2 separate regions of the Homo sapiens genome follow, and region 1 is linked to region 2. The links are chromatin loops, found by intact Hi-C in ENCODE. Cell type or tissue: IMR-90. All regions are shown on one strand. Each heading gives the region's core, and the rest is flanking DNA. Links, peaks and the distances in the headings are about the cores only.

What was found. Hi-C counts contacts between places; a loop is a spot of excess contacts. Peaks named below come from ENCODE experiments on the same cell type or tissue, not always from the same donor. Only the 100,000 strongest peaks of a DNase experiment are listed, where the experiment ranks them.
Region 1: a loop joins it to region 2, with 3 times the contacts of the local background. A loop is called at or near these places in 1 of 110 quality-filtered maps.

The regions. Positions count from the first base shown.
Region 1 is chr1:225,529,292-225,544,757 of GRCh38, reverse strand. ENAH (ENAH actin regulator) reads left to right here. Exons shown (of 14, transcript NM_018212.6): 4 at 14,120-14,204. Among named protein-coding and RNA genes, the nearest start is that of LINC02765, 69 kb to the right of the region's middle. In IMR-90, for the core only: no CTCF peak of the experiment used is centred there; no DNase peak of the experiment used is centred there.
Region 2 is chr1:225,594,969-225,610,434 of GRCh38, reverse strand. The region is part of intron 1 of ENAH (ENAH actin regulator); the gene reads left to right. Among named protein-coding and RNA genes, the nearest start is that of ENAH, 50 kb to the left of the region's middle. In IMR-90, for the core only: no CTCF peak of the experiment used is centred there; a DNase peak (open chromatin) is centred at 6,794.

The DNA.
Region 1 (15,466 bases), core at 4,064-12,063, 66 kb after region 2:
TTAATATATTAACTTCTATGACTTTTAAGTTCTTGTTCACTAACTGTCTGGGAAAGCTGCTTTAGCTTATGAAGCCTCATTTTTCATGAGCGCAGCTTTTAGTCTTACGTTGTGGGACTTAAGACATCTTGTCCTGCCCCAAGGTGGGAATGATTAAATGGCTAAAAAGAGGCAGATACTATTTTTGTGATAAATATGGGTTTCATGTCTCATAGCAAGTTATTTTAGCCTGGAGTTTGTTGTCATACAGACACTATATTCTGTCTGCCTTTCATTCCCTTTTCTCTACTTCCTTGTTTCTCTGGCAGTTAGGCACCTTATAATCTATTGTCTGATGCATGTCCAGCTAGTGACTTCAGTTCTTCCAGGCTTATTTTACAATAGGCTTGATCTTTATTCAGTGGTGCTACAATGACCTGAGGATGTCATCTGTGATTATTTGCATGCTTTCTTACATGAGGATAGTAATTTGCATGTAATTACTTTATCTTTATTCATGAATTTTTATCCTTTATTGCTCATAAATTGAAGAAGCATTTTGCTGGATGTTAAATAGTCAAAAATTGTGATACCTCTGTGTGGAACATTTTCCTCTTAAAACAAGAATAAAGAGAGGCTTTAATAGTCTGTCTTGTTTTCCACTGATGATAAGAGATGAATTGCAGGAACCACTTCCACTCTGATGAGACCATTCACAACACACAGCAGCAGCCAAACCTGTTCCACGATTTTTACAGCTTAATCTCGGCTGTGCTTTCGTGCATTTGGAAGCGTGATGGTGCCCTGTCAGGTCGCCCATGTGCATATTTTGGGGCATTGCCTCTGAGTTAACATTGGGCATTCCTGTTTTCATAATCTAGGTAAGGTAGAAAAATTCTAAGGAGTCTTTTGAAGATGGTGTTGAATAGCAGTATCTTTGAAGTTAGTTGGTATTTCATATATGAAAAATATTGTGACATTATTTCATTAATACATAAAAAATTCCTAAGGGGTAGATGCTGTTCTAATCTAAGAGAAGAAATGCTGTAGTTAACTGGAATTATTTGTATTCCTGTTAAGGTACTATGTTACATGAGATGAGAGAAACAAATAATTCAAAATTTTTGGTCTTAAGGAGGCTGTTAATTGTGTAGATAGTATAAGTCATGGTCAAAAATATCCACAAGGCAGTGTAAGTAACATGAATGGTGCAGAATGGTAGTTAGGAAACAAATATAGAATGCTACTCATGTAAAGGTACCAAAAATAATTCTTACAAGGTAGACCTGCTATTTATGTGAGCTTTTGTAATTTCTGAAATGATTCACATGAGAAAACAAATGACTTCTGTGTTCTGGAAAATTTCAAGAGTATTTGGCTATTACATTGTCATTCATGTAGGAAGAAATACATTTTTTATGAAGGAGTTTATTTTGCAAATATTATCCTGCTCTTTGCTGTGGTAATATTGTAACAAAGAGAATTCCTTTTCCTATTCAGAAATACTCACTGGTTTCCCATTGATTTAAAGTTTTCCTCAAGCCTTGAAATCAGTCCCACTTTGAAGACTGGATGAATGATATGGGTGCCTAGGAAATGTGTCTCCAGTCTCTTCTGCAGATAACTAATGGAATTAGCCTTATATTGCTAGGAAGATGGTAGAGTGGGTTTTTGCATAACTATTGTAGTATGCAGCAATAACCCTGCAATGGCTTCCTATCAATCTTAGAATAAAGTACAGAACTTTTTTTTTTTTTTTTAAGAGAGAGTCTTGCTCTGTTGCCCAATCTGGAGTGCAGTGGTGCGATCATAACTCACTGTAACCTCGAATTCCTGCACTCAAAGGATCCTCCTGCCTCAGCCTCCTGAGTAGCTGGGACTACAGGTGCATGCCACCACACCCAGCTCATTTTTAATTTTTTTGTAGAGATGAGGCCTTGCTACTACATTGCTCAGGCTGCTCTTGAACTCCTGGCCTCAATGTCCTGCCTCAGTCTCCCAAAGTGTTGGGATTACAGGCATGAGCCACTGCTCCTGGCCATCTTTAATTCTATTTAGTAAATCCCATGTGAGACAAACCCAGTTTATTTAATTTTTATGTATTCAACCAAACTATTTTAATAGAATTTTACATATTTTTGAATTTCAAAAAGTAAATGTGGACAATTTTGTCATTTAAATATTAGCTGTCTTGTGTTGTTTTAGATAGAGGTTGCTTCTTGGTAAGCAGCTTCTTGAAATACCAGGAATTGTCACGCAGAGAGATAGAGAAGGCAAGGGCAATAGGATTCCCATGGAAAAGGGAGACAGCTGTCTTTGTTTAACTAGGACAGTCCTGGTTTTTGATGAACCATCCTGAATGGATATGTACTGAGAGAGTCATGACCTAAAAAATGCCTTTGGGTTTGATTCCTCCTGGAAAGTAGTGTGATGGCAGAACAGCCACTGTATGCCTTCTCTCAACCAGCTCTGGTGTTTGGAAAAGGGTATTCAGGTCCTGGCTTTGCAGTCTTTCCAAACATTTGGGGTCATGTTGGCGTTATTCATAGAGTCACTTCATTCTTTATGTCCAGTTCTCTTGTTAGAAACTAGAGCTAGGCTAGGCGCAGTGGCTCATGCCTGTAATCCCAGCAGTTCAGGAGGCCAAGGTGAAAGGATCACTTGAGGTCAAGATTTTAAGACCAGCTTGGGCAACATAGTGAGGCCTTGTCTCTTCCAAAAAATTAAAAAGTTAGCTGGTTGTGGTGGTATGCACCTGTAGTCCCAGATACTCAAGAGACTGAGGTGGGAGGGTCACTTGAGCCTGGGAGTTTGAGGTTCCACTTCACTGGAACTCACCATTGCACTTCAGTCTGGGCAATCAAAGTAAGACCCTGCCTCAAAACAAAACAAAAAACAAACTAGAGCCAGTTAGAGCTCTGTCCATCTAGAACCACTCTTGTTAACAGAACTGTAATTTCCACAGCATTTTGTTTTTCAAGTGAGAATAAGTTCTTCTGATGATAAAGTCGTGTGCTATTTATAAAAATTTAAGCAGTATAGGAAGCATGAAGAAGAAAATAAAAATACCGAAAATTCCACCAATCACCTCTAATACTTTTCAAAATGGAAAAAGCAGTAGGCATTGGGATATTTTTAAACTTTGTGTTATAAACAATTGTGAGATGAAGAACAGATGCACAGCATGGCACTTGTTATTTTCCGTAACAGCTTTATCGAGCTTTACTTCACATACCATACGGTTTACCCATTTAAAGGGTACAATTCAGTGGTTTTAGTATATTCACAGGGTTGTGCAACCTTTGCCACAATTTTAGAACATTTTGGGTTTTTTTTTTGTTTTTGAGACTGAGTCTCACTCTGTCGCCCGGGCTGGAGTACAGTGGCGCGATCTTGGCTCACTGCAACCTCCGCCTCCCGGGTTCAAGCAATTCTCCTGCCTCAGCCTCCTGAGTAGCTGGGATTACAGGCACATGCCACCAACGCCTGGCTAATTTTTTGTATTTTTAGTAGAGACGGAGTTTCACCGTGTTAGCCAGGATGGTCTTGATCTCCTGACCACGTGATCCGCACGCCTTGGCCTCCCAAAGTGCTGGGATTACAGGCATGAGCCACCGTGCCCGGCCAATTTTAGAACATTTTTAACCACACCAGAAAGAAACCCTCTACCCTTAAGTCATTGTCCCTTTACCCCAATTCCTCCATACCTCCCAGCATCTGGCAACTACTAACATAATTTCTATCACTGAAGATTTGCCAGTTCTTGACGTTTTATATAAATGGAATCATAAAATATGTGGGGTTTTTTTTGTGACTGGCTTTCAATTAGTGTACTGTTTTCAGGGCTCATACATCTTGTAGCATTTATCATGCATGGCATTTTGAAAAGCAAATCTTAGTTAAAAAACATGTATTTATGTATCTAGGCATGCTTTCTTAGTTTTAGTTACTGGCTCTTATTTTAATTGTGTGAGTGTGGTGTATAGTGAAAAGTAATGGCTAAATCTTAAGAATTTTTAAAGCAAAGATTAAAATCAAAGCAAGAAGCCTTCCTCAGATTCTTTAGTTTTTTTTTTTTTTTTAAATAAACGTTTTAAAACTTGGTAAATTATGTAAAGGAGAACTGTGTAGCATTTTCAATGCCAGATTGAATGTAAACAGGGATGAATTCTTGACCAAATTGTGGAAATGTCTGAGGTTTATTCTCTTGGTCCAGGCTCAGTTTTCTTGCCCAGAATTGCCCTATCTTCACTGCCTTCATTTTTTCCCCACCCCTAAGTATGTTACTGTAGTTATCAGAAACCTCATGCCTTTGTATTTCTCTTAATTCTTTTTTTCTCCTATAAAAGTGGGAGAAAACAGACATGGTCTTTGAAAGTCTTTTTAAATTACTTATAAAGAGTAAAAACACCTATCTTGGTTAAAGGAGATTCAGTTTTTTACATGTGGATAAGAGAGTGAAATTGTGTTTCCTTAAAATGATGTGAGGTATCCTCTTATCTTGAACGCTATGGAATTGGGTGCCTTTATCATTTTCCCCTGAAACTTCCAGCTTTTAGGCTATTCCAGGTTTATTTTCTCTCTGTTGCCCACTCGCATCCAGAGTGAAAGAAACGAAAACAAACCCTCTTTCTTTTGTACCCAAATATAAGTTTGAACCTTTTTGCTTAATTTTAATATCATTCTAAAACTTTTCTCCCGAGAGTCTTTAGACAGATTTCTCATATTTCCTAGGAAATCTGATATTATCTAATTTTATATTTATACTTCTCTCCTTTCAAATCTCTTGAAGTGGCTAATCAGAAAAAAGCATATACAATAAAACCTGAAGTAGGAAGTGAGATTCCAAGTGAAAGAAGAACTAATTATTTTAGTTTTCTGAGGGCTAATAGTAACTCTGAGTGTTGACTGCCAGAAAGTTCTAGTTGGTACAAAAAGAGGCACGCCAGTTGAGCAAGAGAATAATATTAGAAGTAGAAGGCACATGCATGTTTCAGAAAGGCTCTGCAGAGGAAAGGTGATACAGCATATTTGAGAAATTGAGAGACCGGTGTACCTAGAGCCTAGAGAGCAATAGAGTAGGAATTGGATGAGATACGTGGCAATCACATCATGGGGGGCAAGCACTGGATTTTGGTATTTATCTTAAGAGCAGTGGGCAGCAATTGAAGAGCTTTTACTAAGAGCGATGATTTGGGTTAATTATTAAAGTATCACTGGCTACTGTGGGGAAGGGGACAGATACCACGATTGGAATGGGCAACTTAATTAGATGATGCTAATGTAATTGTCTAGGTTGGTGGTCTCTCAGTTTTTGAGCTTATCCCCTCATACATGTGTGTTTATCATTTATATATATGTACTTTGTTGTTGACAAGTTGAGTACATTATAAGACGTTAAAAAACAGTAAAATGGATGAGAAAAATTAATGAATGGAAGTGCTACTATTTTTTTCCCTGCCCCAACTGATGTATGTTAAGCTTCTGGGATACTTGTTGCCCCACCCTGAACATGACTAAGCAAGGGATCATGGAACAAGAACAGTAGCAATGGAGAGAGTTTGGAGAGAGAAATTAGGAGGTTGCATTAACAGGACTTGAAAATTGGTTAAATAGGAGTAAAAGAAAAGGTAGTGGATTTCTGGTTTGTGTAACTGAACAGATAAGAGCTCTGATTAAAGAGTCAACCAACACTCTGATAGATGCTAATTGTGTTAAAGTAGCATTCTGCCAGAATGTGGTGGTTTCTCTGAGCATATACTCAATAATGCCCTTAGTAACAAATGGTAGGAGGGCATTTGATGGGCAAGTCTTGATCTGTGTTCAGGAAGAGGAAGCAGAGCAATGAACCTGAGGACACAGGTTACTCTTGCCTTTGGAGGCATTAGGGTATGACAGCATTGGTAAATGATAGGCCCCTCAACTTCCAGTTGCCTCTTCAAGTGTCTTTAGCTAGAGGCAGGGCCATTCATTTCACGACTAAAAATAAACGGCTTACAAAACATGGTGGACTGAGGAACATATTAAGACTATTGCCAGTGCAGACAAATAATTTTTCAGCAAGTTATCAACTGATAGAAGTGATTTTCATATTGGCTTAGAAGGGAATAAAATGCATTCGGGTCATAAGTTGGGAGAGGATTGCAAGAAATAAAGGATGGGAAAAAAACCCAATCATATATACAGTTTTGCCTTAAGGTTGAGTGAAAAAAAAAAGGCGGGGGGGAAGATGTTTATGATGGTACATTTTCATGTGTAGCTATATATGCACGATGCTCCATTTCCTGAGATATAGAAAAGTTTTTTTATCACATTTTAAAACAAAATTTGAAATAATATTTTTGAAAATGTTTCAAAATGCCACTTTAAAAATGCATTGCTTTGAATAAAATTTACTGTTTGTAATCCTTATGCCTCCTAGCACAGTGCCCTGCAATGTGGTAACTTTTTTTTTTAATGCAGCAACTGTACCACTGCAGTATCTGCCTCCCTTCTATTCTAGATACCTTTGAGCAAACGTAAACTCATTTGCTTTCATTCTGTCTCAAAAATGTATTGCGTAGAACTTTGCAATCATGAGAGAAATACCTGGGGACATTACTGATGGTCCGAAGTGTGAACACCACTAATTTAGATGCTGATGTTGTGATCACTCACCCAGTCAACTGACCAGCCTTCCAGAGAATGCAAATCAGATTCAAGCCAGTCTTTAAGCAAACATCTCATTTAATCGTAAGAAACAATGCTGAGATGGGTCATATCCACATTATCAATTGCCTTGGGACTAATTGCTAATAGGAGAAACTGCTGGTTGTGAAAATCATGAATGCAGAGTCTACTGTAGTAATTATATACAGTAATAAAATACAGTCATGCCAATCAAATCTAAACAGCCTGTCGTTTTCCACTACTGCTAACTTACCCAGCGTTTCTACATTTCCCTGCTTGTACAAAACGCCTAATGGTAAAGTATGTTAAAGGCAGGGGTAAGCCTGAAGGATGGCTGTTTGACAACTGCATTAGCGATAAAGGGACAGCCGTGAAAAAAAAAAAAAAGTCAATAGGCCTAACTTAAAGAGAAATGTCCTTTCATAGGTAAAACGTAAGGTTTATGTAACATCAGTGCTAGTGTTAAAAAGTATGCTGAAAACATCGTATTACTGAATTTACTCAACCTGGACAATAAGTGTTCTTTCCCTTATTCTGCTCTGTTGCCCTGACTGAATGAAGAAAGAGTTAATGGTATCAGTATTAAGCAGGAAGTTCTGTTAGGCTTATGCATATGATGGCATGAATAATTTAGCATCTTCAGGAAATGCAAACTGCAGTAGAATTTAAGCAACCTATCAGAATTTAGATCAATATTTTACATGATAGTATGAAATTAAAGTCAGTGGAAAGAAGATGCTTAAAGATACCAAGTGAAGAATGTTAATAGTTTAAACTGTGAGAAAGACTGGGAATTTTTTATTGGAAATGTTTTGTCTTACGCAGCAATAATGGTTTACCTGCATTCTGACACTTGTCAGATGACTTTTTGCCAACATGATTGGTAATGGGATGTGGCAGTATCTTTGCTGTCAAAGAAGAGATAATTTCTCAGGTTTTTCTTGTAAGTTTTAAAAATTGTCCTTATGGGTTTTTTTTTCTCTTTAAATATGGAATAAAGGAACTGAAGGGTAAAACCTGAAGACTAGTCATGTTTCTTTAATAAAGGTTTTATAGAAGTAGCCATTTGCAAACGTCGGTAAGACAGATTTTTAAAAAAACAGTTTAAACTTATAATTATTGAAAATATTCTAAATTGTTTATCTCCTGTGGAATGATCTCATTAGCTTGGTAGACATTTTATGTGTACGCCTGTGGTCTTTCTATATCTTATGTCATTACTGTAAATAAATATTGTGCATGCAACTTTAATAGATTGGGTGGTTGGAAGTACTTAGCAAAGGTGACATTTATCAATCTTATTTTGTGTTTGCAAAAAAAATACAGTGTATGTAATATTTTCAAAGCAAGACAATTGGATTATGTTAAATAATTTCTAAAAATGATGAAAAATTCTCTTTTATTTAAGACATTACCATTTTTAGATGTGTGTTATTTAATTATAAATTGGTTTGGTTCTGATTTTTCTAAAACTTTTAGTTAGCATGAGTTGTATGTTTTAAATAATAACAGTCTTAGGGGAGATCTAAAACACTGTCTTGTTTGCCTTTATGTGGGCTTTCCTAAGCCCCAGTGCATTTTAACCACTAATTGTTTCTTGGTTAATACCAACGGAAAAAGAAAATCTTTCCCATGCTGAAAATAATTTCTTCAGGATTTTACAGAAAATTATTGATGTAAAGTTTTGGATGTCACTAAAGTAATAGTAAAAAAAAAAATTTACTTTTGTTTGTCTCATCTCAATTTTGAGTGTCACTTTGATTTCATATAAACCCTTCCCCTTTTCATAGATCATCACCTTCTCATTGAGTTTTTTCTCCTAAAGAGAATTTACTTCATTGACACTTAAGCTAAAATTTAATGTAAATAGCCTAAATAAATGGCTGTTTGATCTGGCCACACATTTTTAATAAGACATTTTGTCAAGTATGTATATATATATTGAGAAAAAAAATAGTAACATGTGGCTTGGTAAAAAATGAATAGCTGACTTTTAGCAAACCAAAGATATTCTTATTTTGTATCAGTGAATATAAAACTCTTTATTGCAGTGTGCCGTTTATAATGGCTTTGGTCTCTTTCCAACTAGTAGGAATGAGTTAATCTTAAGCACTTCCAAGCTTAAATTTTTTTCAGATTCAATTCTCCTAAATGAGAATATAGATCTTGTGAAATTAACACTAATAGCCACAGATCTTGGCTTCCTCTACCTTATCTTCATTGACTTTAAAAATATATAACCCTAAAATGCTGGTTGCACTCTTTGACCGTATAACTTAGGAAATAACTAAGTTATAAGTGCATCATTTGATCTATGGCTGCTTACAGGGTTTTTCCACCAAAAAACGATTGCATAAATTTTTTTAAGAGCCTATGTTAAAGAGGATGCGTTTTTATTAAATTACAGAGCTTCCAGGATGAGGATCTAGATAGGACGTATGTATAAATACATTTTGAACATTTCAAAGCACCTTTTAGTTTATGTGAAGTTCTTCAGATGGCCCCGTTGTCCTTCGAAGCTTCTAACACCAAGGTGTCTGTTGCAGCCCAGAGCAAGGTTACTGCTACCCAGGACAGCACTAATTTGCGATGTATTTTCTGTGGTAAGCAACATTATGTTTACATTACTTTTTCAAGCTGTGGTACATGCTACTTGCGCATTTCCATAACTTTTGTTTTCTTAGGCCATAGTCTGGTTTGTGATATTTGGGATATATAGCAAGCTATTGTTTTTATGTTGTGATATTTGTTGTGGTTCATGTAGGTGATTTGGTCAGCTTTGAGTTGGCTTGTTAGCGAGCATTAGAATTAGTTAGAATTAGGATCTTAAAACACTTCTTGTCCACCTCTTCCAACACAAATGAGAGGGGTTTTTGTTTGTTTGTACTTTTTTGTTTTTAATTATTTTGTTTGGGAGCAAATTTTTGATTTAGAATTTAAGGAAAAAATTTATGTCCATCTTAATATGATTTGAGGAACGTAAATGTGCCTTGTGCAAAGGAAACTTTTGCTTAACTTGAATTAATTTTAGGTGTGCATGTTGTGAGGCAGATGTAAGCTATTACTTGCTTTAATAGGTTGATTTCTGATTGACAGCCTCCTTTATTCAGTAGGTTAGAAATCTGTGACTTAAGAGTGAATTTAGGCTTATTGAGTGTTTTCTTTCACTCTCACTCTCATATACACATGTGTGCACATATATGTATTGTTTGCATGGACAAACCAGGTATGTCACTTAGCCACCCCAAATTAGAGAGAATAAGATATATATCTAAGGATACGTATCTATCTATAAACACAGATAGATACATATCCTTGTCTAAATTCTTTTTATTTCCATTTGTTTCTGAAACTTTGTTTTAAAAACCCAAGTTCCAAAGAGTTACTTTTAATTACTTGAGCTTTGAAAAGAAACCTCATATATGCCTTTTTGATTCATGTGTACCTTGCTAGCCAGATTATTTTATGAGAGAGATAAAGTTATTAAATGATATACAGTATTGCTCCAATTTTACATAAAGTGTTCAGCTCTGTGTATGTACTTTATGTGACTCAGAATTTTTAATGTGACTCCTCAATACTAATGATACTGTTTTTTTTTACCTATGAAGAGAATTATTTTAAAATGTATGTACTTTCTGGTTTAGGCAAAGAAGTACGTGTTGCAAATTTCTTTAAAATAAAAAAAAGAAAAAAGGAAAGAAAAGAAAAGGCTAATGTATTTGTTAGTCACTTAAAGTTATATTTTAGGATTGTTCCAGAGGACACAGTTACAGCAGTGAGCCTATTGTGTGGCTGTTCATAAATCCCTCCTCTCCCTCCCAGATCCCACAATGAAACACTGCAGATTAAGTGTGTAATCAGTAACTTTTTCTCCTCATTTTTCTGCCTCCTCCTGGGGGTTTTTCCGGGCTATCTTTTGAACTAGTCATGAGTGATTATTGATATTTGTGTTATTAGGACTCTCTTTAGCTCATTTTGAAAACCCATCCAATGTTGTATGCCTTTCTATTTAATATGTTGAGGTCCATACGCAGAATAATGGATACTTTACCCAATTGCAGAGAAAATATTGATTTGACCTAAGTGAAGGTGAATCTTTAAAGTTGTAAAATAATGTGTTAAAAAGTAGATTTCCCCCCATTATTACCTTTAATTTAACTGTGTGCAAACAATATAATTAACACGTTGCTAAGTTTAAACTTGATTGTATTGTGTATATAATAACACCGATTTGTCTTTTAGTCCTGTGTTTTTAAATAGTCTGTGGCTAATTGTGAAAATAGATTTGTGAAAATTAAAATGTGACAGTAAGTGGAATGTGCTTTAACCAAAACTCAATATTGAAGGCAAGACTGACATACAGTTCCTATTATAGAGTCTCCTGATCTGATTTTAATCATTTATAGGGTACTGTATCAGTGACATTGCCACATTTCTCTGTTACAAACAGTAACTCACAGACTTTGCTATATACCTTCTTCTTGTAGCCAGGACAAATTAAGATCAGCCACTATCTTTGGCTGTGAGGGAGAGAACAAACTCTCAAACAGCTGCTATTCTTTATGATAACATAGAAAGAGCAAAGCAGGTTCACTAGTTTCTTAACCTTGGTTGTTCTTCCCTCTTTTTCCCCTCCCCAAAGGGCTGTTAACCACCACATGATGCTCATAAAATATTGTCATTTTCCCACTGAAATGGTTATGAAAGTACCTATTTTGCATTTTATGAGAACACACTCATTTAGGAATGTGACCTGTGTAAAGTAATGTTTATATTCCTGAACATACAGCGGCAGCTGACAGACTTTGCCTGATCCTAGTTGCTGCTTCATGTCATGTGGGGTGCCTTTGGTATTACTTACCAATTTTATAGCCCATTAGAATGTTTGACAAGAAGGAAAAATGTAATTGTGTACCTTAAATTTATATTTACCTGGAACTTTTAATGTTTATAGTATGTTTGTATTAATTTTTAAATGCACATAAATTTCAATGTGCTAGTTACTGCAACCTGACAATTTGAAGAAGAAACAAACAGAACAACCAGATTAAATGTAGATGTGAAAAAGTGCCAAAGGGAGTGATTCCATGCACGGACACACACACACACCCAATTTAAAGGATGTCTGGAAAGACAAAAAGCCCAAAAATCCATTATCATCACAAAGAACCATGTAGAAAAGAATTGTTAAGAGTTGTTCTAGGATCAAAATTCTCCCCATTTTAAAAGGAACTTCCTTGAAGCTTTTCATCTCAGCTGCAGGAATAAACTGTAGTAAATTTTTTTTATAATTATGATAACAGCCACAAAATATTACCCACATTTTAAAAATCTCCTTTCTGAACAGATTTGCTTAGTAAGCTTTTAAAAAGCTTTAAAAAAATATTCCAAAGCAGGTTCTGTAAATTGCTAAAAGATTTTCTTTTCTCAGCTTTTGTGAGTTACATTAAACTTGTGTTAGTTTTTTAAAAACCTGTTAAATAAAATAAATAGGATTGAGTTGAAATTTTGACGTCTTTTTTGAATCTATATATTTGAATTAAAACTGAGATTTTAATTGGCAAATTTAATCCATTAATATTACCTTTGATATATAACACCTGTCCTAGGTGTGTGACTGGTATAATTGCATTCTTCTTTGAGGTAGATGCCAAACAGGTCTAACCTACTCACATTCAGCTGTTTCATTATTTAAGCAGCCTGAGGCTTTCAACTTAAATACTCAAGTAAACATTATTTTAAAAAATAGTTAAAACATAATGGTCTTGTGAGTTGCCCATGCTAAATGCTCACATTTAGTACTTTGGATATATAAAGTACATTCCCTAAATAATTTCATGCTACCTCAGATTTACCCGCCCCTCCCCACACTTGTGTGTCCCCAGAAGAGAGGTCTTTTCTCTGTAAAGTATTAAACATTTGTGTATAGCCTAATAGGAGAGTCTGTTTTTACATCATTATTTTAATTTCCCAAGAAAAGAATTCTAGTCTGTTTACTAGACAGCAATCATGTATTTTCATTTATACAAACATTTACGTGTGTATTTAATTTCAAAAGTTTTGTTTTTTTTTGTTATTGATTACATGGGATTAATTTTTTTTTATAATATTTATTTGGTTCTCAAAATAGCAGACTCTTAGGAAATCTAATGAAATATATCACTGCAGTTGTCATCAATTTGTCTTTAGAGGACAAATAAAGTGATTAATCTAAAAACATTTGTAAAGAGGTGAGAAAAAAAGTTAGTAGGTAAGTTCAGATCAAATTAATTCTGTTTTTCCACACTTGGGATACACCAGTACTGCATTACATCCTAATAAATCTTTACTTCCGGTTGTGAAATCTACTCCACTAGTATAAAATACTTTGCACAATTAGCCCATAGATTACAAGAATTTAGTGCACAGAAGCATTTATTTCGTAACTTATTTTCCTAAGTTGTCTACAAATCTTTCAGAATATCTGTTAGGAGCATTTGCTGGTACACTAGAATTCACAAATATATGTAGTGTGTCATTACTCATATATTCTTCTCCAAGAGTGGAAGATAACTACTGTTTCTTTACTTTCTTGTTTACTGGATTAGACTTTAAGATTGTTCTATTTTAACCCTAGGTATTATATATTAGGTCCAGTATTTATCTCATTTTGTGACAGATTTGATTTTTATATCCAATGACATTAAGATGTCCCATAATTCAGTGGCATTCTATCTAAGATGCAAAAAACAGGTCTGCATTGTACATGATATGTGGGAATGGATGGTCATTAGTGTCTCATGACAGAACCATGTTGTATGAATGCAAGTTTTTTTTTCTTCTTACCCTAAATGAAAACTTAAAATTACCTGTTACATTAAAAATTCAGTTCAGTAGGTTAATTACTATATGGAAGTTTAGCAAATGTTTGTTTTCACCAGTGCTGGAAATGCTAGGCTATTAGACAAAAATGGCAGCTTAAATTGGGCAAATTTGATAAATGCTTTAGCATACTGGAGTCTAGTAATAAGGTTCTCATGCTCTCTCTCTCTCCTGTTTTTCATTTCCAGTGTTCTATTTAGGTGAGTTTTTGAATTCTGATTTTTCATTTAAGTTCTCCCTCTCCACTTCATGAATAATTACCCCAAAGAGAATGTCTCATTGTCTTAGAAACTGTCAAGCTTAGGTGCCTCTTCAGATGCTCATCGAACACTTGTTTTACTCAAGCTCTTCATATATAAATGTTTCTTTTTCCTTATTGTTGATGTTTTCCATTTGTTTCAAGTAAGCCTTCTGGAGATGATGACAGTATTATGTTGCAGTCTTTCATTTGCTCTGTGTTATGTAAAGCTTATATTTTATTTTGCTAGACAAAAAGAAGACACGTTTGTAAATATGTGATGGTTTTATGTTATTCTCATGATTTTATCTCCTCTGTCCAGCTAGATATGAAAATAATGTTCATCTGTAATGTTTTCTCCCTCTGTAGGGCCAACATTGCCTAGACAAAACTCACAACTACCTGCTCAAGTTCAAAATGGCCCATCCCAAGAAGAATTGGAAATTCAAAGAAGGTAAATTTTCAAGTTATTGTTTGTACTTTTTCTTTATGCTTCAGAAGACAAAACTGAACATCCTGTGTTTAAAGTAGATTATGTCTTATCAGCTGTTTAAGAGTCACAACTTTTATTCTTACATTAGTAAGTTTTGTGACTGTCATTAGTAAGTTACCAGATACTTGTTATGCTGGACATGAGATGTTATAAAATTTCATATGTGTTTTTTTTTGTAAAAATTATACTTAAGGTATGTTTAAAATATTGTAAATACGCTTAACAGAATTCAAAATCTTCTTATGGTTCAAGAAGTCTTACTTTTGTAATTATAAAGTGATCTGTGAGTACTATGATTTTCATGTGACAAATTTAACTAAAAAGTTGAAATATTGTTGGCTGTTTCTGTAACACATTGATCTTCAGATATTACTATAGGGTTTAGTAGTAGAATACAAAATCATTCTCTACTGGGCAGCATTCTTCCATGACTAGGAGTTCTCTGAAAGTGGTCAGAGTACGTAGGCTGACAGGCTAACCTTTGGAGTACCAGGATGGTGAGCAGGCAGGCCTCAGAACCGCACAAACGCTGAGCTACTAAAAGTTCCACTGGAAGCCCCAACTCATCTGAGGCAGCTTGTTCAGTTTCTTTAGAGAACAGTCTTCTGTGGTAAATGCCATTCCATCCATTGAGCTGGGGTTGGGGAGGACAGGGGAGGAGCTGGTACAGCTGTTCTTCAGACAGTGTATATACTTATTAATCAGCTTGATTATTGTGGCACTGCTCATTCCCGTTCTCTCTACCTGCTGACCTCAGGTTAGATCTTTCCCAGATTCCTCTTCCCATGTCTGCTTTGACCGTCTTCAGTATGTGTTCTGGGTTATGGATGCCTCCACTGCTCCATTTATTTATGTCACAGGCATTTTTTGTTCTAAGTACTTATATTGGGAAGGGTGGGGAGAGTGGAGGGAACAAAAAGCCTGAAACTCATCAGACAATAAACATGACATGGTATAGTAGAAGATGGTAAGTGCTATGGGGAAAAATGCAACAGAGTAAGGAGGATTATATGTTGTGAAGGGGCAGAGGGAAGTGCTGGTTGTAATTTTATTTTATTTTTCCGTCCATTACTTATCAGTCTCAGTACTTGTGAGTTTAAATAGAGTGGTCAGGGTAGATCTCATTGAGATGAAAAGAAGGAATTAACCAAGCAGATACCTATGTAAGTGCATTCTGTGCAGAGGCCTTAAGGAAGGATGATGCTTGTGTGTACATGGGAAAA
Region 2 (15,466 bases), core at 3,488-11,487:
AATTATAAAATCACAAATTTATTATAACCCCACAGTAGGTCCTAGAGACTAACTGGAACAGAAAGCAATATTGTTTTAATTGTTTGATCTTTGAGCTCTAGTAAACTTCTCTATCTTTTCTTATTTTCTTTTAAAATTACAAAATAATGCGTACATATTATAAAACATTTGAAAGTTACATAAGAAAATCAAAATAATGTCACTACTTGAGAGAAAATCACGTTAGTACATACACTTCCTGTTTGTTTTTAGGCAATGCTAGTTTTTTTTTTTTATTGAACATAATGTTCTATAATGTGATTTCCCCTAAATATACTGTGAATACTTTCCTCTGTAATTAAATATTATTCTAAAGCATGGTTTTAAAAAATTAGAGCATGATTTAAAAATTTAATTTTTATCATGTGGTATACATGTACATATTAATAATTTATATAGTCATGTAGTTTTACAAGGCTAATAAAAAAAGTAGGCCGGGCGCGGTGGCTCATGCCTGTAATCCCAGCACTTTGGGAGGCTGAGGCAGGCGGATCACTTGAGGCCAGGAGTTCAGACCAGCCTGGCCAACATAGCAAAACGCTGTCTCTACTAAAAATATAAAAAATTAGCTGGGGATGGTGGCGCATGCCTGTGCTCCCAGATACTCAGGAGGCTGGGCATGAGAACCACTTGAACCTGAGAGGTGGATGTTGCAGTGAGCCAAGATCGTGCCACTGCATTCCAGCCTGGGCGACAGAGAGACTCCATCTCAAAAAAAAAAAAAAAAAAAAAAAAAAAATCCATTTTTCCCTTTCCTGCTAGAATCCAGCTCTCAAGAGGAACCACTATCAACTGACATATTTCTTTGGTAGTTTTTAATTTCCAGATAACGTGTTTAAACTAACCTTTTTTGACTGTTTCAATTTTAGATTTATCTTTTGACTTGCCATGATGGAAGATAGTGGTTTAGCTGTTTTACATTCTCCTCCCCACGATGCATACTTTCCATCTTCTCTATATGGTTATATAACCAATTTTGGTTAATCAAAGTTTATATAACTATTCACATTGGAGCCATGCTGTGTACTATTTTAATATGGTTACTTTTTTTTTTTGAAACAGCTTTTTGTTTTAGCTGGATTTAATGAATCTTTGTGTTTATTTGTTTTCCATGCATTCATCACTTACTCAGCTCAGACTATACTACTAAAGTTTAACTCTCCTTTTAATATAATAAACACATCAGGTAATCTTTCAGTTTCTTTTTTTTTTATTTTGGATACCTCTAACTTTGTGTTCCAGTTGAACTGATTGCCTTCTTGGCTTGCTTCCTGGAGTGGGATTTTTACCATTTTCATGGGAATTCTTTCAGCCTTATTCTGTTGCTTTTCATTGTAGCTCCCTTAGAAATAAAGCATGGGAAGCAAATTCTTTGAGACTTAGAATATTTAAGAATATCTATTAGAGCCTACTCTTGATAGATAACTTGGCTGTATTTACAAGTCAAGGTTGGAAATTATTTTTCTTCAAAATTTTGAAGGCATTACTCAAGTGACTTGTTTCTAGAGTTGCTCTGAAAAGTCTGATGTCATTTTGATTCCAAGACCCCCCTCCTTTTTTTTTTTTTTTTTTTTTTTTTTGAGACAGAGTCTCGCTCTGTCGCCCAGGATGGAGTGCAATGGTGTGATCTCTGCTCACTGCAACCTCCGCCTCCCGGGTTCAAGCGATTTTCCTGCCTCAGCCTCCTGAGTGGTTGGGATTACAGGTGCCTGCCATCACACCTGGCCAATTTTTGTATTGTTAGTAGAGACGGGGTTTCGCCATGTTGATGAGGCTGGTCTCGAGCTCCTGACCTCAGGTAATCTGCCCGCCTCTGCCTTCCAAAGTGCTCAGATTACAGGCGTGAGCCACGGTGCCTGGCCTCCAAGACCCTTATAAGAAAGCTGTTTTTTTCTTTCTGGAAACCTTTAGGATCTTCTCTTATTCCTGGTGTTCTGAAATTTTATAATGATATTTCTTAATGTGAGTCTTTGTTTAAAAAAAAAAAAAAGTCTGTTGTGCTGTGCCCTTGATGGATCTTTTTATTTTAGAAACATGCCCTTCAATGCTTAGAAAGTTGTTTCTTTGGTAATGGACTCTGAAAAGGGAGAACTCCTTGTTAGGGGGTTTTTGGGTCTTCTGAATTCTTTTATCTACTCTTTGCTGTCTGATTTTGTCTTTTTTTTTTTTTTTTTTCTGTTTTTTATATTCCAACTCCTTTATTGGATTTAAAGTTTCTGCTGTCTTTAATTTGAAAAGCTTTTCTTTTGTTTTATGAATGTTTCTTTTAATCATTCTTATTTCACGGATGCGTATCTTTTTTTCGACCCTTTGAGGATATTATGATTCTGTTCCTTGCGTTGTTTCTTTTTTTCCCTTGCTCTGTTTTGATTCCTATCTTTCAAATTAAAGGTTTTCTTAAATGTTTGATGTTCCTTGCCTATCTGTTCAGACTTAAGCCTGAGGCTTTTAAAAAAGTTTTTATTTTTAAAGCAAGTTGGGAAGTCTTTCCATGGTATGGGCCTGTGACATGGTCTTCCTCTCTGAGGGATGAACTGGTGAATCTGGCTTTCCGTGGGGACCCTCAGCTGTCAGTGTCTCCAGGTCTCTCTTTTTTAGGCTGTTTTGTTTTCCTGTCTAAGCTTGACTGCCAGAATTCTGTGGTGAATTGGGGAAAAGGAGGGTGGTGGGTGGGTGGTAAGTTATCATTCAGTATTTAGGCTTGCATTTAATCCCCATCATACCTCCCTCAGAATGCCTTTGTTTACAGTCTCTCCTGTGTAAACTTCCCAGAGTAATGGGCTGAGTGTCTGATGGCATTGTTTGGGTTATGATATCTGGGATTTCGATGAATGGCTCCGTATCTAGAATTTCAACCAGGTGTTTTTTTTTTTTTTTTTTGCCCCCCACCCTGCTCTGGATTCCTGAACTTTTCTAGGCTTTATTCTTGGTACATTCCCTCAGTAATTCTGCTAGACAGTTTCTGTTTTCTTCAGCCTACTAAGTCAGTTACCTCTAATCCATCTGCTTTTCGGCTTTCAAAATTGTGCTTATATCTAGAGCAAGCTTGTCCAACCCATGGCCTGTGGGCCACATGTGGCCCAGGATGGCTTTGAATGTGGCTCAACACAAATTCGTAAACTTTCTTAAAACATGAGATTTTTGTTTTGCGATTTGTTTTTTTTAAGCTCATCAGCTGTCGTTGTTGTTAGTGTATTTTACGTGTGGCCCAAGTCACTTCTTCCAGTGTGGCCCAGGGAAGCCAAAAGATTGCACACTCCTGATCTAGAGTCTGCTGTAGTGTCCTCTTCTGTTTGTTTGTAGTCTCTGCATTTATAAATTATTTATTATTTAGTGTTGGACTTGTAAGAAACACTCTGCTCCACTCTGCCGAGGAAAAGGTGAGCTATTGTGGTGAGGCCTTCACAGGTCTGTGTGCCTGGCACTCTCAGCTGCATTATTCAGGACCTTGGGCTGTACGTAGTTATTTTATTGGATTTGTGTGAGAAGGGCTAGTTTTGTGATTGGTTAAGTTTATTGAAAATAATTTTTTTTTTTTTTTTTTTTTTTTTTTGAGACAGAGTCTTGCACTGTCGTCCAGGATGGAGTGTAGTGGTGTTATGTTGGCTCACTGCAATCCCTGCCTCCTGGGTTCAAGGGATTCTCCTACCTCAGCCTCTCAAGTAGCTGGGACTACAGGTGCACTCCACCACGTCCAGCTAGTTTCTGCATTTTTAGTAGAGATGAGGTTTTGCCATGTTGACTAAGGCTGGTCTCCTGGCCTCAACTGATCTGCCTGCCTTGGCCTCCCAAAGTGTTAGAATTATAGGCGTGAACCGCTGCATCTGGCCAAAAGTTGACTTATTTTGAATGGACTACATTATAGCTTAACTAGATTGTACGAGTGCTTATCAACTAATATGTTAAAATATGGTAATTCCTTTTTTTTTTTTTTTGAGATGGAGTCTTGCTCTGTGTTGCCCAGGCTGGAGTGCAGTGGTGCGTTCTCAGCTCACTGCAACCTCTGCCTCCTGGGTTCAAGCAATTCTGCCTCAGCCTCCCGAGTAGCTGGGATTACAGGTGCCTGCCACCACGCATGGCTAATTTTTATATTTTTAGTAGAAATGGGGTTTTGCTGTGTTGGCCAGGCTGGTCTCGAACTCCTGAACTCAGATGATCCACCTGCCTCGGCCTTCCAAAGTGCTGGGATTACAGGCATGAGCCACTGCACCTGGCCAAAATATGGTAATTCTAATAGGTCACATTCAGGTGTATTTTTTTTAATGGTCTAATATAACATTAAAAGTATTTGTGAAAAATTCCATTTTGGTATTTTAAGCATAATCTATCCAAAAGGAACATTAAAAAATAATAATAAAAGGGGAATGTGAGGTTTAGGTTTTTAAGATGTTCAGTATTTTTAGGTAAGAGTGTTGTAGTAGTTTGCTAGGGCTGCCATGACAAAATACCACAGACCCAGTGGCTTAAACAGTACTTTCCTCACAATTCTGAAGGCTAGAAGGTCAAGGTGTTGGCAGGGTTGGTTCCTTCTGAAGCCTCTTTCTTGGCTTGCAGATGGCTCTCCTTCTCTGTCCACAGTGATCTTCCCTCTGTGTGTGTCTGTCCTAATCTTCTTATAAGGGCACCATTCATATTGGATTAGGGCCCACCTGTATACTCAGTTTACCTCAGTTACCTCTTTAAGGCCCTGTCTTCAAATACAGTCACATTCTGAGGTAATGGGGGTAAGGATTTTCACATGTGAATTTGGTGGGTGTTGGAGGGGCACAGCTCAGCACATAACAAATATTTTTATTATCTCATGCATTTAAAGGAGTATCATTTCTGATACACTTCAGAAAGGAATGTATTAGTGTGATGAAGTGGAAATAACTCGGACATTGTAGTCAGATAGGTAGGCCTGGTTTGAACTCTAGCCTTGCCTCTTAATAGTTCCCTAAATTTTTGTAACTTCTCTGAGACTTGCTTCCAAATCTATGAACTGGGAGTAACTGTACATCACAGAATGATGGTAAGAAATTAAGGACGATGTATGTTAAAAGTGCCTGACATCGAGTTGACTTCTAAATATTATGTTCTTACTGGTCTTTTCTCTCCCCCACTCCCCAAAGTAGTGTTTTGTATCCTTCCCCCTTATTTAATATCAGAAGGTGTCAATTTCGAGTGTAGATATGTATCATTTTAAAATTGCTTAGTCTTTCTATTCACAAGTGGTTGAATATCAGCAGTTTCTTAAGATTCAATCTACAATTGTATTTACCCAGTCGCTTGTCAGAATTTCCAATCATCATGTAGTTCAGTTTAACATTTTACATGCTTTAAGTGAAACCTACAGAAGTGTAATCTGCTGAGTCAGTGGATATTCACGTTTCAAAGGTTCTTGATGCATAAGGACAAGAGCCTTTGCTTTTTTATCAGCAAGGTATGAGGATGCCCTTTTCCCACTCTAACATTACTGTTTTCTCCTAAGTATCAAAGTCTAAAAGGATATCTTGTTTTATTTAACTTGCATTTCTTTACTAGCTAGCTTTAATGTTTTTCATATCTTTATCAGCCCTCTCTAAATCTTTTATCAATTGTCCTTTTTTTGTTTGTTTTTGTTTGAGACAGGGTCTTGCTGTGTTGCCCAGGCTGGAGTGCAATGGCGCAATCTCGGCTTACTGCAACCCCTGCCTCATGGGCTTAAGCGATTCTCCTGCCTCAGCCTCCCAAGTAGCTGGGACTACAGGCACCCACCACCATGCCTGGCTAATTTTTTTTTTTTTTTTTTTTTTGGTAGAGACGGGGTTTTACCATGTTGGCCAGGCTGGTCTCGAACTCCTGACCTCAAGTGATCTGCCCGCCTCGGCCTCCTAAAGTGCTGAGATTACAGGCGTGAGCCACTGCGCCTGGCCACATTTGTACAATTTTAAAATATTGTTTTTTTCTAGTGGATAAGGCACACAATAGTAGTCTCCCTTTGTTTAATAGCTGTCTGGGGCATATTTTCCCACCTATTTATTTACCCCCATTTATATTAAGCCCTCATTTTCCTCCTTTAGCTCTGCCTGCCTGTTCTCCCTCAGCAAGTCATTGACATTTTCCAAAGTTAAGAGAAACAGTAATAACTTCACTGAATAAAAATAGTGAGAGAGCCTGGACTTTGATTATGTCCAGAATACCTCCTAAGAGTGTTATTTTCAAAGTCAAAGTGATAAGGAATTTTGGTTTTTATGTCTGCCACTGAAAGTAGCTTGTTTAAATTTGAGTTTAATTAGTAGAATGACAGTGTTATTACTCATAGTGTGTAGTGTTATTAAAGATTCTTTGGCATACATGCAAGTTTTTGCTTATTAGAAGTTTCTAGTTGAAATTATAGCACTCACAAAAAGTTTTGAATAAATAAGATTTAGAATGAGTGACCCCTGAAAACCTGGTATGCAAAAGGCTACTGGGTAATAATTTCATTAATTTTATACCACATGTGTGATTTCACCATACTTTTTTTGTTCCTTGTGGTTGATTCTAAGTGATCAGCAATTTTTATTTTGACCATTTAAACCCATAGCCATTAGCTACTTAAATTTGTGAAATTCTTTGTAGTGATTTCAGTTTTACAAGTTTGTATCTTGGCTGATGGTCTAATTTTGAAAACTTTACATTTGGTAGATACCAATGTTTTTCTTAATGTACTTTTTCACAGTCCTTCTGATTGATTTCAAAGTGTTGTCTTTGAAAATAAACATGACTCATAGCACTTGGGTAGCCAGAGCATGCCTGTAATGAATGCCTCTGTACATTTTGAGGCTGTGGTAGAATAAACATAGCAGTTCCTTTCCTTTTTGAAATGGAAGTTTGATACTAGTACTGAATTTAAAGATGAACAGAGCTTAGTTTTGGAGAAAGAGAAAAGCACGGTTATATTTGCAGGTACACTTTTTTCTAACTTTCATTGACTATTTTTGAGTGTTAATGTGTAATTATTAAATTAATAAAAGTAATTTTATAGAAGCTGCAAATTACCATATTTCAATTTATTTCAGGGGTTATTCTTTTAATAATTTAGGAGCTTTAAAGTATGTATCTCAAGCGCTATATAATAAAGAGCCATCGGTGTAGTTAAACTTTTGAGCTTTTAAGAAGTTATACATATAATTCTAAATATTTGCTTAATTATTTATTTTTACTTAGGGAGAATGACTGCTTAAAGGTTGAGTCTTCACATTTTGGATAGCCAAGAACCATTAACAAATTTCTATTGTTTTTGCCATTGATTTGTGGGTACCTTTTAATCCTTTATTATCATTTAGTTCTTTGTGTCCCAGAGTAAGTTCTCATTTAGTTCTATTTGGGTATTTGTTTTTGTGCTCATATCTCTTACTGTTGGCTATACTTCATAGTATGTTTTAATATCTGGTCAAGCAAGTTTATTTTTTTTTTTGAGGTTGATTTAGCTGTTGGTTAGCCTTTATTTTAGCATGAACATTGTAGGCTGTTTATTGAATTCTTTAAAGAATCAAACTGGCAATTTGAGATTGCATTACATTTATAGATTAATTTTGGTGGAGAAATGTTATTCTATTTGTGGATTGTTTTGGTTCTTCTAGATAGATGATGATGTCATCAGCAGCAGTGACAGTTTTCTCTCTTTCTTTTCAAATGTTACACTCTTATTTTTTACAGTGTTGGCCAGTCTGGCACTGTGCTAGACAGCATGGTCATATTTGTTGACATAGGGAAAGGCTTTTGAAGTCTCTATTTTATATTTGTTATACGTTTTTGATATATATATATAACCTTTGCTAAATTAAGGAAACTCCCTTCTATTCCAGGTTTGCATAGATTAAAAAAATTATTAAGTAGGTTCTTCTTTTGTCCAGTTGTTTTCCTGCTTCTATCAAGATAACCACCTGAGTTTTTTCTTTTAGCCTTTAATAATTAACAACAAAAAAACACTGTTGGATTTGATTAGTCAGTATTTTATTTAGGCTGTAACTTTATAGCATTGTTATCTGGTTTTAGATTCAATACTAGCCTGATAAAAATGACCGTAGCTTTTGTTCTTTTTAACTTTCTGAAACAACTTGTATAAGATAAGAATAGAATGTTTCTTAAAAGCTTAGTAGAATCCACCTATTAAAAAAAGGTCTCATCACGGAGTTCGTTTTGTTTTACTTTGTTGGGAGAAGAGCATTGCCATTTCAGTTGCTTTAATCTTTTGATCTGTTTTTCAACCTGTTTTCTTTCAATCTATTCAAATCCTCTTTATTTCTTCTGATAATTTTGTCATTTCTCTTCTTTTGGATCTTCTTTGTCTTTTTCTTGATGAATCTTACTAGAATTTTATCTAGGCTATTAATATTTACCAAGAAACAGCTTTTGGTTTTGTTATCTTCTTAATTGTTCATTTGGACTAGATTTTCATTGATTTCTGTCCTTTATTATTTCTTTCCTTTTTATTTATTTGGCTTTTCTTTGTTAGGCTTTTCTTTTTTTTCACCTTCTTATTTCTGGTAAATGTTTAAAGCCATATATTTTCCTCAAGTTCTTCCTTGGCTCTAACATATATTTTCTAAATGTTTCCTGATTTTTATTGATTTCCTTTTTAACGTAAGGGTTATTAAGTTATATTTTTTTTAGTTTCCAAATTTGAATATTTATAAAAATTATTGATTCCTGAGTTCATTGTATTATATCAGAACATAATCTGTATGCCCTTGTGCCTACCACATGGTTTAGTAATATAAATGTTTAGGGTATGTGAGAAAAAAAATGTATCCCCGTCCATTGGGATGTATTTCTTTGACCTAAGGAAGTGTAGGTCATTGCTTTTAGGACTTTCTTTTTTAATATAAGTATTTTGTAATTGGAACCTTCTCTTTTTTTTTTTTTTGGCGGGGAGATGGAGTCTCACTCTGTCACCCAGGCTGGCGTGCAGTGGCGCCATCTTGGCTCACTGCAAGCCCCGCCTCCCAGGTTCACGCCATTCTCTTGCCTCAGCCTCCCAAGTAGCTGGGACTACATGCGTCCGCCACCACACCCGGCTAATTTTTTGTATTTTTAGTAGACACGGGGTTTCACTGTTAGCCAGGATGGTCTCAATCTCCTGACATCGTGATCCGCCCACCTCGGCCTCCCAAACTGCTGGGATTACAGGCGTGAGCCACCGTGCCTGGCCGTAATTGGAACCTTCTGTTTGTACTGTTGAGAACTTGAATTTTTTTGCTTATATTTTGTCTGCTTGATCTATCAGTAGTCTGAACAGAGTTGATTAAGAGTAATTGTTGATTTTTCTCTGACAGTTCTGTTAATTGTTGAATATATTTTAAGACCTGTTTGAAGTGGGTAGATATATTTTGCTGTCATTTTCATCACTATATAGCCTCTTCTTCATGTATTTTTAAATCCCTTTTAATTTGCTTTTTTTGGGGAAAAATTTCAGACCTTTAAGAATGTTGTAAGAATGTTACAAAGAAAATTATTTTGCTCATCATATAGCTTTACCAATTAATATTCTTTCTTTTTCTTTTTTTTAGTCTTTTTTATTTCCTGGTAAATGTTTAAAGCTATATATTTTCCTCTTAAATCTCCCAGGCTGCAGTGCAGTGTTGTGATCACAGCTTACTGCAGTTTTGAGCCCAAATGATCCTCCCACCTCATTTCCCCCAGTAGCTGGGACTCCGGGCGCACACCACATGCCTGGCTAATTTTTTAATTTTTTTGTAGAAATAGAGTCTCACCTTGTTGCCCAGGCTGGTCTTGAACCCTTGGGCTCAAGCAATCCTCCCACCTCAGCTTCTCAAAGTGCTCAGATCACAGGCATGAGCTACTATTCTCAGCCTTCTCTAACTTAAGAAGGAAGCTCACTTAGGTCGTTGCTTTTAGGCCTTTGTATTAGGTTGGTGGAAAAGTAATTGCGTTTTTTGCCATTAAATGTGGCAAAACCACAATTACTTCTGCACCAACCTAACATAAGGATTTAAAACTATAAATTTCCCATTAAACATTACTTTAGCTGCATCTATTTTTTTTCTTATTTATTATTATTTTTTAGACAGAGTCTGACTGTTGCCCAGGCTGGAGTGCAATGGCACCAACATGGCTCACTGCAACCTTGACCTCCTGGGCTCAAGTGATCCTCCCGGCCTCCGTCTCCCGAATAGCGGTCTTACTCATTTTCTACGTGTGTGTTGAGTGCACCATTTGAGAGTAAGTCACAGTGTTAGTCCATTTTGTGTTGCTCTAAAGAAATAGCTGAGACTAGGTAATTTATAAAGAGAAGAGGTTTAATTGGCTCATGGTTCTGCAGGCTTTATAGGAAGTGTGGTGCCAGTATCTGGTTGGTTTCTTGTGAGGCCTCAGGGAGCTTTTACTCATGGCAGAAAGTGAAGTGGGAGTAGGCATGTCACATGGGGAGAGAGAAGAGGAGGACCCAGGCTCCGTTAAATAACCAGCATTCCTAGCTCTCAAGTGAGCTGACAGACCAAGAACTTACTTTATTACTACAGGGAGGGCGCCAAGCCATTCCTAGGGATCCTCCTCCCCCATGATCCAGACACCTTCCTTCAGGCCCCACCTCCAATAAAGGGGGTCACTTTTTTTTTTTTTTTTTTTTTTTTTAAGACGGAGTCTCGGCCCTGTCGCCCAGGCTGGAGTGCAGTGGTGCAATCTTGGCTCACGGCAACCTCTGCCTCCGGGGTTCAAGTGATTCTCCTGCCTCAGTCTTCCGAGTAGCTGGGATTACAGGCGCCTGGCTAATTTTTTTGAATTTTTAGTAGAGACGGGGTTTCACCATGTTGGTCAGGCTGGTCTTGAACTCCTGACCTCAGGTGATCTCCCCACCGCAGCCTCCCAAAGTGCAAGGATTACAGGTGTGAGCCACCGCACCCAGCCAGCAATCACATTTTAACTTGAGATTTGGAGGGGACAAACATCCAAACCATTTAAGTCACAGCACTTTACTCCGCAGTGTGAATAACACAGGCATTCTCCTACATAATCACAGTACAGTTATCATACTCTGGAAATTGAATATCATCTAATATACTTTCCATACCCAGATTTTCTTAGATTTCCCAATGATATTTCTTACTGTCCTCCCTTTAGCCTTCCTCTTTCTCCATTCAGGATTCTACCATTACATTTCATTTTCATGTCTCTTCAGTCTCTCTTTAGCTTTGTTTTTCTTTCTTGATGTTGCCACTTTTAGGAGGCCAGGCCAGTTGTTTTGTGAAAGATCTGTTCTCTTTGATATGTTTCATTTTGGATTTGTTTCATTGTTTTTGCATGAATGGATTCAGGCTAAACATTTTTGGGCAGGACTGTTTATTGTATTACCTAGTGATGTGTTCTTTTCAGTCCATCATCTGGAGGCACCTGATGGCAGTTTTCCCAATATTGCGAAATTAAGTTTGATTATTTTGTTAAGGTAGTGTCCACCAGATCTCTCCATTTTAAAGACATCCTTTTCTCTAATTACTCAGTGGACTGTAGAGTGATGCTTTGAAACTGAATAACTAACACTCCCTAACTCAGTGATTTAGCACCCGTTGATTTTTTTTTTTTGCCTGAATCAAATATTATTATAGTAGTTTTAAATGGTGATTTTCCATTTCTATTCTTTTGTTAGCTGCCATTCTTCTATAATTTTGTCTTTATATTTTACTGGGTGTTAAGATTGCTATTCCAGCTTTCCTTTGTCTTTTACACCTTTTCCCATTCTTTTATTTTTTTCCATCCCTTTTTGTCCTGTTTTCCAATAGATGGATAGAATTTTCTTTCTCTGGTTTAAAGGTTATACATTTGTGTGTGTGTGTGTATTCTTAGCCATTTGCCCTTAAAACATAGAGATGGTTATTCCTGTTGATTAAAAAAAACTCAGTAATGTTACTATCTTCTCTTTAATAAGATAGGTACTTTATTTCATTCTGTGTTCTTGGGTGAGGTCTCCCCTCACCCAGTCAAGTTGATGTTAATCTAGAATTTTTAGTTTTTTAAATTATCGATATACTTTCTGTCTTTTCCTTTTTTTTTCACTCTCTCTGTATTTGTGCTTTCCCCCTTTACTCTCTTTCCCTTCATTCCTTCTTTCTCACTTTCTTCTTCTATTTTTCACTCTTGGGTAGATTATCTTTTAGAAAACAGCAAGATATTATATAATTTACTTTATATTCTCTTTCCAAATGATTAAAGTAATAATTAAAAATTTTTGATATGTGTGTATGCAAGGATAGGAATCCTCTTGTAAGTGGAAGAACTCTACCACATGCATGAGTCATTAGTGTGTTAAACACTGGGAAGTGGCTTTAGGTCCAGCTGGGTGCTCTGAAGAAGGTAGGTTTCTTCAGTTCTTTATGTTAACTGTCTCCTTACCTTAAAAAAGGAGTGAAGAATACTGACTGCAGAGGTTTTGTGAGGATTCCGGTAACACAGAAGCATAGAACTGGAAAAGAATATTAATATTTGCCAAAAAAAAAAAAAGTTAAGTGGAGAGAAACTCTTAAAATGTCATTGATTAGAAAGTAAGGATTTAAATAAAAAGTTAAACAGGTTGATTTCAGATCTAGCTCTCAGTAGAATATGATGTTAGAATGGACCTTCGGTAGGCCTTATGCATCATCTATTAATATTTTGTTCCGTTTCAGTGTAGCAAAAGAAGAAAAATACTCTTTTTTGTTTTTCTGGCCCAGGATTCAATTCACATGGCACATTGGGTTTCATTGTCACATCTCTTTAGCGTCTTTTTTTTTTTTTTTTTTTTTGAGATGCTCTTGCACTGTCGCCCAGGCTGGAGGGCAGTGGCGCAGTCATGGCTAACTGCAGCCTGTACCTCCGAGGGGTCAAGTGATCCTCCTGTCTCGGGCTCCTGGGTAGCTGGGACTACAGGTGTGTACCACCATGCCCAGCTAATTTTTAAATTTGTAGAAACAGAGTCTTTCTATGTTACTCAAGCTGGTCTTGAACTCCTGGGCCCAAGAGATCCTCCTGCCTCGGCCTCTCAAGGTGTTGAGATTATAGGTGTGAGCCACCATGCCTGGCCTTCTTTGTGTCTTTTAATATAGAACAATTCCTCAGTCTTAACATAGACATTTTTGATGAATAACGACTATTTTGTCTAACATCTCCCACTTTAGGTTATATTTTATTTCAGTATTGACCTTGTTCCAAGGCACTACCATTATGAAACATGGAGACTCATGATTTAATATGGTATTAATGTTTAAATTCTTATATTTTCCTATGGGTAGAATACTTGGTTCACGGCGGAATGGAAACATAAATAATAGGCTATTTTGGGTATACGTCCTACATGTAGGATTGATGTTCAGTATTTGACTTGAAGACTTTTATTGTCTTTTTAAAAAGTATGGGCAAAAGAAGGGGAGAGGTGGGAAGGGGATTTAGAAGTCTTCTATCCTAGATCTCATCAGAATGACAGAAACAGTACACCTAACAGCTGTGACCACTTGTTCAATTTAGTTGCCATTTTTATCCCACTGGTCAGATGTTTTAATTTTCATTTGAACATTTAAAGAAAGGTTGAAGTCTTAAGATGTCAGCTGTGTGTAAGTAGTAGACTGTCCAACTGCAGATAAACAGTAGTTTTTAACCCTTCACTGCCCAAGTTGTACCTGTGTTGCCTGATTATGATGTTTTTATTTTGTGGCTATCTGTAAAATCAAGTTTTCAAAGTGTATTTCTAGAATAAATAAAACTTCATAGAAACATTACAATGGATTTAGAGCAATGTATATATGCTAAATCACTCTTTTCAGGCTTAATAATTGGAGAAGAATATTTCTAGTCTTTTATTATTGTTTCATAATTTAAATGCTATTTGAGGAGTATAGTTAAACTTGAACAGAGTACTTTGGAAGCCAGTTTTTTTCCCTTCCTCCTTCTTAATCAGAAGCTGTTTAGTTTTACTATGGCTATATGTGGTCCTCCTAGTTTTGTAATAAGGCTGGTGTAATTTCAGGAACCTTTTTGTTTAAGAGATCAGGACATTGAAAACCAGAGAGGGCTAAACTCAACTTGAGTCCTGACTCTTTGCTGATTAAGTGCTAGTTCTGACTCGTAGAAGGATCAGTCATGTGGGTTTGCCTGGCAGGCTTACCCTAAGTAAAATATAAATTCCTGGTTATCACTAAGGGGGGAAAATATCTGAAAATTCGGTTTTTCAATGAAGAGTACTTTGTGTTAGACATAGCTGTCTGTCTCACTAGCAATGGGATTTCCAGGGTAGAGTATTAAAGATATCATGAGTCTTTTGCAGCTAAGCAGCTTATGAGGTCAGTCAAGGAATAAAAAAATAAGCCAGCTTCAGAAGAGTCTTTCTTTGTTATTAGAAAAATTGTGAGAGGCTATAGAATTATGTCAAGATGCTGAGAAAACTATAGTTTCTAAATTTTTAACCAAAAGGGTATCCTCTTTAGTAGTAAGGAAATAATAATGAGAAAAAATGCTTAAGTTCAGTTGCAGACATTGCATATCTTGAGGAAAAAAGAGGACACTTCTAAAATTAAAATATAGCCCATAACATTTTTATTTTTTATGAATTGGATTACTCATTTTGAATGTTGCCTTCTGCTAAGTTACTCCTTTAGCATGAATTAACTGTATTCTTTTTCAGTCATATTCCTAAATGTTAGATGAAATTCATTTAATGTTTTGAACTTTATATTTTTAGCTATACTATAAAGATTACACAGCTGTTGCTTGGAGATGTATGTGAATTACTTGGAGCAGTAGGATCATGATTTGGGTCCTATGCCAGCTGATAGTCAGCTGCTACAAATGAAGAGATCCTAACACATGGGAATAAAAATTCTTAAAGGGTATGAATATCATATTTTAAAATGTTCTGGGTAGTGCCTGCCCTTGTTTTAGGCACCTAACTATTTGTCATGACATACCACATTTCATGATTAGGAGACTGGCTTTAGGTTTTCTGTTGGAGAGCTGAGAGTATTCTCCCCTCATTTTGATAGCAATTAGAGTAACTGGGACCAGCTACTCCTGTCAAGATAAATTGCATTACCAACTTCAGCTTTTGTATTTCATTTGATAATTTTTTTTTTTTTTGAGACAGAGTCTCGCTCTGTTGCCCAGGCTAGAGTGCAATGGCGTAATCTCAGCTCACTGCAACCTCCGCCTCCCGTGTTCAAGCGATTCTCCTGCCTCAGCCTCCTGAGTAGCTGGGATCACAGGTGCGTGCCACCATGCCTGGCTAATTTTTGTATTTTTAGTAGAGCCGGGGTTTCACCATGTTGGTCAGGCTGGTCTCGAACTCCTGACCTTGTGATCCACCTGCCTTGGCCTCCCAAAGTGCTGGGATTGCAGGCTTGAGCCACCGCGCCTGGGCTGATTAAAATTTACCTAAATACTTAGATTCTTCATGCCATGGTTGATTTAGTAGTGTTAAGATTGAGTTGCTCCCAAGCTACAA